Linked DNA regions of Homo sapiens: region 2 is linked to region 1. A link is a contact called in ENCODE Hi-C or POLR2A ChIA-PET data. All regions are on one chromosome and are shown on one strand. Each heading gives the region's core, a stretch centred on a gene start or an enhancer-like site at or near the end of the contact. The rest is flanking DNA. Distances are from core to core; before and after follow the strand shown. Region 1 overlaps MPP7 (MAGUK p55 scaffold protein 7). Region 2 has its middle 23 kb from the start of MPP7-DT.

What was found. A loop is a pair of places that touch in the nucleus more often than their neighbours do. ChIA-PET counts read pairs that join two places held with the same protein, here RNA polymerase II (POLR2A). Pooled maps may share reads with other maps.
Region 2: a loop to region 1 is called in a pooled map, with 2.2 times the contacts of the local background. The contact joins two enhancer-like sites. A Hi-C loop is called at or near these places in 1 of 168 maps with a recorded cell type or tissue (naive thymus-derived CD4-positive, alpha-beta T cell) and 11 of 50 pooled maps. POLR2A ChIA-PET finds 5 or more read pairs at or near these places in 3 of 52 experiments (CD4-positive, alpha-beta T cell, CD4-positive, alpha-beta memory T cell and naive thymus-derived CD8-positive, alpha-beta T cell).

The regions. Positions count from the first base shown.
Region 1 is chr10:28,178,246-28,181,270 of GRCh38, forward strand. The region is part of intron 3 of MPP7 (MAGUK p55 scaffold protein 7); the gene reads right to left. Among named protein-coding and RNA genes, the nearest start is that of SNORD130, 110 kb to the left of the region's middle. Within about 2 kb of position 1,431, at least 6 of the 41 ENCODE cell types and tissues checked have a DNase peak (open chromatin) inside an H3K27ac peak, as active enhancers do.
Region 2 is chr10:28,325,112-28,328,136 of GRCh38, forward strand. It overlaps a transcript of MPP7 not described here. Among named protein-coding and RNA genes, the nearest start is that of MPP7-DT, 23 kb to the left of the region's middle. Within about 2 kb of position 1,625, at least 20 of the 41 ENCODE cell types and tissues checked have a DNase peak (open chromatin) inside an H3K27ac peak, as active enhancers do.

The DNA of each region.
Region 1 (3,025 bases), core at 181-2,680:
AAATGACCAGGAAAGGCGAGAAGGAATCCAACTCAGTCGAAAACCACTGTTCTACAGAGATTCCACCTGTCACCAGGCCCTGCTCCAACACATAGATCTTCCAATCAGCTCTTTTAACAACTCACTATTAAACACAGGCAGACAACCAAGAATAAGCAGACATTTGAGGAAAGCCCCCACAGGATAAACACCAAGCAGGCAAAACAGGAAAAAAAAAGTCCCAGAGTAAAGAAAAATTGTGAACAAAATGAGGAGAATTGAAAATGAAACCGAAACCATTCTACTGAATACTCATCAACAAGCAGAGTAGCATGATAGTAAAAATGTAGAACTTGAGTCAGACCACCTGGGTTCAAGACCAGCTCTACCACCTAACTGGCTGTGTAATCAAAGTGGTACCTCATTCTTCTAATCTTTACAATGGGGTAAAGATTAATATCTATCTAAAGGGTTGCTGGAAGAGAGAAACAAGGTACTTAGAACTTTGAAAAGTTCATGGAACACAGAATCAACAAAAAGGGGGCTTTTGTTTTGTTTAATTATCCTCAGAAAGATTCTATAGTGTATCCATGGAATGAGACTAAGATGTTACAAAAAAGAAACAGAGACATTCTTCTCAAATGTACTGGAATTAAAATAGCAGCAGCGAATTTTTAAGATTTTAAAGAGAAATGTAGTAAAAGTTGAAGAAATCTCTTTAAAAGCAAAGGTAAAATCCAGAAAGGCCAATATTCACCTAAAAGAACTTCTAGAAAGATGGAAGAGGAGAAGAGCTGAGGGAAGGAAATTATCAAGAAATTAAAGCTGAAGAACAGATGTCTCCAGGACTGAAAAGGTCCATTGGATCCAACCATTACAACGACTGGGGTGCAGATAAAGAACTCCTTGCAACCCCACACTAACCTCATCACTGTGAAATTTCTCCTCCAACACACTCACACTGGTTAATTCTTCAGCAACTTTCAGATCTTATTTAACTAGATCAGTGATCAGTTCTTCAATAAAACTTCCCAGAATCTTGGAAAATACCCCCTTCTCTGCCCCTTATACACTCAAAGCACCAAAAACCTGTCCCTATCTCAGTAATAATTACACACTTACTCAAGTGATTACTTGAGTGTTGATTCCAAGAGTCATATGGTTTAAGACCACCGTGTCTGTTTTTCACCATTGCATCCCCATCATCTAACACAATCTATAATAACTATTTAAATACATTTTATATAAATGAGCCATATAATAAAATTACTGATTTCTTGGAAATATCATACATTAATAATAATAAATACCTCTACTACAGAGTTTCACAACTCATTACATGAAATAAAAAAATTTCACAAGTTTTTCGTACTGCTTTGGCCTGAATTTGCTTCTTTTATCTTTAACCCATCAGTGACAGAACTAAATTCTTTAAGCTAGGTCTCAGATGTCCCGAAGGAATGAGCACCACCTAGTGGAGGCACATAATATTAAAAAGTGGCTTGAAACACTACCTAAATTTACTAGGCACACAATAGTGGCTAGCCAAATATTTATTCAAATTAAAAGACAAAGATACATGCCAACTTTGTCAAGTAATGAAAATCAAATTTTTACCATCTGTATAATTTATAACATTCCAATTTAAACAAATGAAATTCACAAATAAAATGTATTTTTAAAGTTGGCAGTTAACATCCTTTCATTTAGCTTTTAACTGAACACAGAAATGAAAACAATGAGGAAGAAAGCAATTCTAGATGCTATGCTTCCAAAGTGAGAAAGAAAATAAAGGTACAATTAAAACACTAATTGCATATGAAAATACACCATTTGATACACTCAAGCCTTTCAAAAAAAATAGGAAAGTTTTTTATCAGAAGGGAGGGGGTGTATTATACTTTGATATTGATAGCCCTCGCTTGCTAAGCAAAAATAATTGTGAAATGTAGTAATGAAACAGGGGACTCTAAGAACAATGTAGATACATTTGTCTTCTAGTTTTATTAGTGATGAAAGGAAACACAAATCAAAAGTATCCAGGATAGCACACTCCTGGGTTAATATATTAATATTAAACTGGAATAATCAAGTAAAACAGGGACATCTTACAAGACATATCACCCTTTCTCAAGCCTTGCCACAGTGGTTGCAGAGGGGAGATGCATGTCTATCAAAGAAGAAAATGTAAAAATTACCAAGTTTTGACAAGAAAATGAATATGAACTTTCTACAGCGCAACTGTTAGATCAATAGCAACTACCTAAAAGTAATTAGCCTCATGCAATGTTAATAACTATTTATTTTAATTTCTACATCACTAAGCCATATTTGAAAAATATATTTGAAATGTAATATAGTGAAAATACTTGTTAAAATTAAGTTATAAATAATATTGTGGTAATAAGCAATGCCTAAACCTTAGCAGCATATAACAACGAAAGTTTATATTCCCCCAGACACTCTCTGTCTACTGCATTTCCTCTGTGAACTCTGCTCCACAAGCCCACGTGCTCAGACCCAGGTGGGGAGAACTCCCACCACCTGGAACATCAGCAGTCAGCAATGGGGGCTGGAGGGTAGGAAGAAGAGACAGAGTGCACTGACTGCTAAAGGCTTCTGCCCAGCGGTGACACACTTCACTCCCACTCACATTCTATTGACTAAACAAGTCATGTGGCCATAACTAACATCAAGAGGTGGAGAAGTGCAATCTTACATGTACCTGTAAACAGCACTACTGCAGGATATACGGATGGATGGATGGATGAATGGATGGACCCATGGGTGGGTAGATAAATATAAAATAATTTTTTGATTCAGAATGGATCACCTGCAACTAATTTTACATATACAGAAGCTTATTAATTTTACTTTTAGGTTCTTTATAATAAATTAGATTTACATTAATGTCTTATAGAATTATAATAAAGTATTTTAAATAACATTTTGAAACATTTAAAAATACTCAATTTTAAAATGTTAAAGATTTAAAGTATTTTACGTGAAAATGGAAAGAATGATAAAACCAATCTAATTCAGTAAT
Region 2 (3,025 bases), core at 375-2,874, 150 kb after region 1:
TTGAACTCCTGAGCTCAAGTGATCCTCCTGCCTTGGCCTCCTAAAGTTCTGGGATTACAGGTGTGAGCTACTGTGCCAGCTGCTTGTGTTCTTAACCACTATACAGTATGTGGCTTAGCACAGGGCTTGCCTCATGGTCAGAGTCAATAACATTAGCTAGTATTTGAAAGTAGTATTGTAATAAGTAGTAGAAGCATTTGTAATAGCAGATATCTAGGGAATAAGGAATAACTTGTACTGATATTAAGAACATTTTTGGCCAGGTGCGGTGGCTCATGCCTGTAATCTCAGCACTTTGGAAGGCAGAGGCAGGAGGACCACCTGAGGACAGGAGTTTGAGACCGACCAGGGCAACATAGTAATATCCCATTTCATTTCTTTTTCTTTTTTTTCTTTTTTTGAGACCGAGTCTTGCTCTGTCGCCCAGGCTGGAGTGCAGTGGCGTGATCTCAGCTCGCTGCAACCTCTGTCTCCCCGGTCCAAGGGATTCTCCTGCCTCAACTTCCCGAATAGCTGAGATTACAGGCATGCACCACCATACCCGGCTAATTTTTGTATTTTTAGTAGAGAGGGGGTTTTCCCATGTTGGCCACACTGGTCTCAAACTCCTGGCCTCAAATGATCCACCTGATTCAGCCTCCCAAAGTGCTGGGATTACAGGCATGAGCCACCGCGCCTGGCCGCAAGACCACATTTCTACAAAAAATTTAAAAATTGGCCCAGGTATGGTGGTGAACACCTATAGTCCCAGCTACTCTGGAGCCTGAAGTGGGAGGATAGCTTTAGCTCAGGAGTTCAAGGCTGCAGTGAGCTATGATCGTACCACTTCACTCCAGCCAGGGTGACAGAGTGAGACCTCATCTCAAAAAAAAAAAAAAAAAAAAATTCCTTAAAGAGAAAAATCTGGCCTGCAGTAATTAAGTTAACTTTATAGGACACGGCATAGCCCATCCTTCTCCATCTCCAGGCATGTAGAAGCTCACTGCTTTCTGTATGTGGTTACCCTATTCTGGAGCTGCACACCAAAGATTTGGGGTAGACGTGATAATGCAGAGAAACGTTTTTCAGGTGTGAAAATCTCTTATTTTTATTTATATAATCCCATATCAATTATTGGGGTTTTTCTGTACTTCCGGGAGACACTGTCACCAAAAGACCTTTAGGAAATCAATCAGTGTGGCAGAATAAAAAGACCGCTGTTCATCTTGCAGAGAAGGGCTGCTACAAATGAAGGCAGCTGCTGTTCCTCCTTGCTACCAATTGTAAATGTGAGAAGTCAGAGGTGTGGGTACGACATTGATCCTTCAGGCACTCTATAAATATTAATTGAAGGAAGGTGTTGATAAGGCAAAGAAACTTACACTTCTACAAATGGTGACAGTCAATGCTCCGGGCTCAATTTTAAAAAGAAAAAGACAAACAAGGAAGTCCAGATCATTAGAAGGGCTTTCTTGGCAGTGCTAAGTTACAGCCATCAGCAGAGCAAGCCCTGGCTAAGGCTAATGTCACATGGTAAGATGATTTATTCTTTCCCCTAAGTCAGCCTTGAAAATACATTTTTCAAATTGCCTGTCCACAGCGTAGTTTTACTGTGACAAGGCACTCAGTTCCTTAACATTCACCTGGCACAACGCTCTCAACAGCAAAGCCAAGTGGCAGAAAGTGCTGGGCCACATTGCCAGGGTACATGCCAGTCGGTTCACCAGAGAGTTTGCAAACCCCAGCTCCCGGGCTCTGTCTGCTGCACTGATATTCTATTAAATCCCATAGACCAGAAAAAGCTTCAATGCTTAGATGCAAGAAAGAGTTGAAGTGTTCGTGGCCACTAAGCCCAGGACTCAGCCATGACAATGAACGGTATCAATGACCAGGGAAGGATATGGTGAGGACGGAGATGCCAGGAGAGTCTGGATACATTCCTCCCCAGGTCACCAGCATTTACTTGGGAAAGCAAAGCACATGTGACCAGCTGCACTGAAAAACACCAACGTGAACCTTCAAAGGGAAACCAGATGGCTCTAAGCCAGGGGTAAAAATAGCTCAGCATCCAGCAAAGCCCAAACTAGGAACTGGGAAGTCTTAGAGCCTCTCAGGTTTTGATTTCAACTTGTCAAAGAAGTAAAAAAAAAAAAAAAAAAAAAAAAAGTCTTAACTGTGAGAAGTTGTTTTGGAAAGAGATATTCAAAATGCAAATATTACCCCTTCTACCTAGCTCGTTTCAAATTCATTGGACTGTCATTTGCAAAAGAATTGAAAAAGATTTGCAGCTGGAAAAAAAAAATTTATATTTCTTCTCATCTGACCATAAAAAGAAAAACTGGCAAACCAGCTTAGAAACTTGATAAAGAACTTCTTCAATTCGTGGACTAATAGGAAGAGCTGGATAAAGACAGAAATAACAACTTTTGATTTTTTTTAATTTAACAGTTTTTAAAGACCCAAATATATGGATTTATCTGAGTTCTAGTTTATTTATTTATTTATTTTACAGAAGCTGTTTAATCTAGCTCCTATTGTTCCAGCGAGGTTTCTATTTTTAACCAATGGGGGTGAATCATGCTGAGACCATCTAGGGACATGTTTAGAACATGAATTTTCAAGTCAAGAACCAAGTGAAAATTTTATTCCCAAATCAGGGCCTGGCTGCTCAGCACACTAGCAGCTATTGTGCCCTGACATTATATTCGTGAGTGTGCACTGATTGTGTCATTCAGAACAGAGGTGACTGGAAGAATTCCATGGACCAGAAAGAGCTCGGATAATAACTCCTTAAAGATAAGAGGAAATAAATGGCATTTGACTTGGGGTTCCCTCAGTCCCCTGACCTGTTGAACAAGGAAATGTTTTTGTATCTTTCAGTTGCTGAAATTGATGCAGGCTTCTGTCTCCATCCAATCAGCAAAGACGTTTTTGTCCTCATGTACAGTGTTGTTCTGTGCTGAGAACCATGAATCCTTTTCTTATTTGACTCAAACTTCTAGTGCTTCATTAATATAATACAGTCTTGGTACTTGGCTAATAAAAA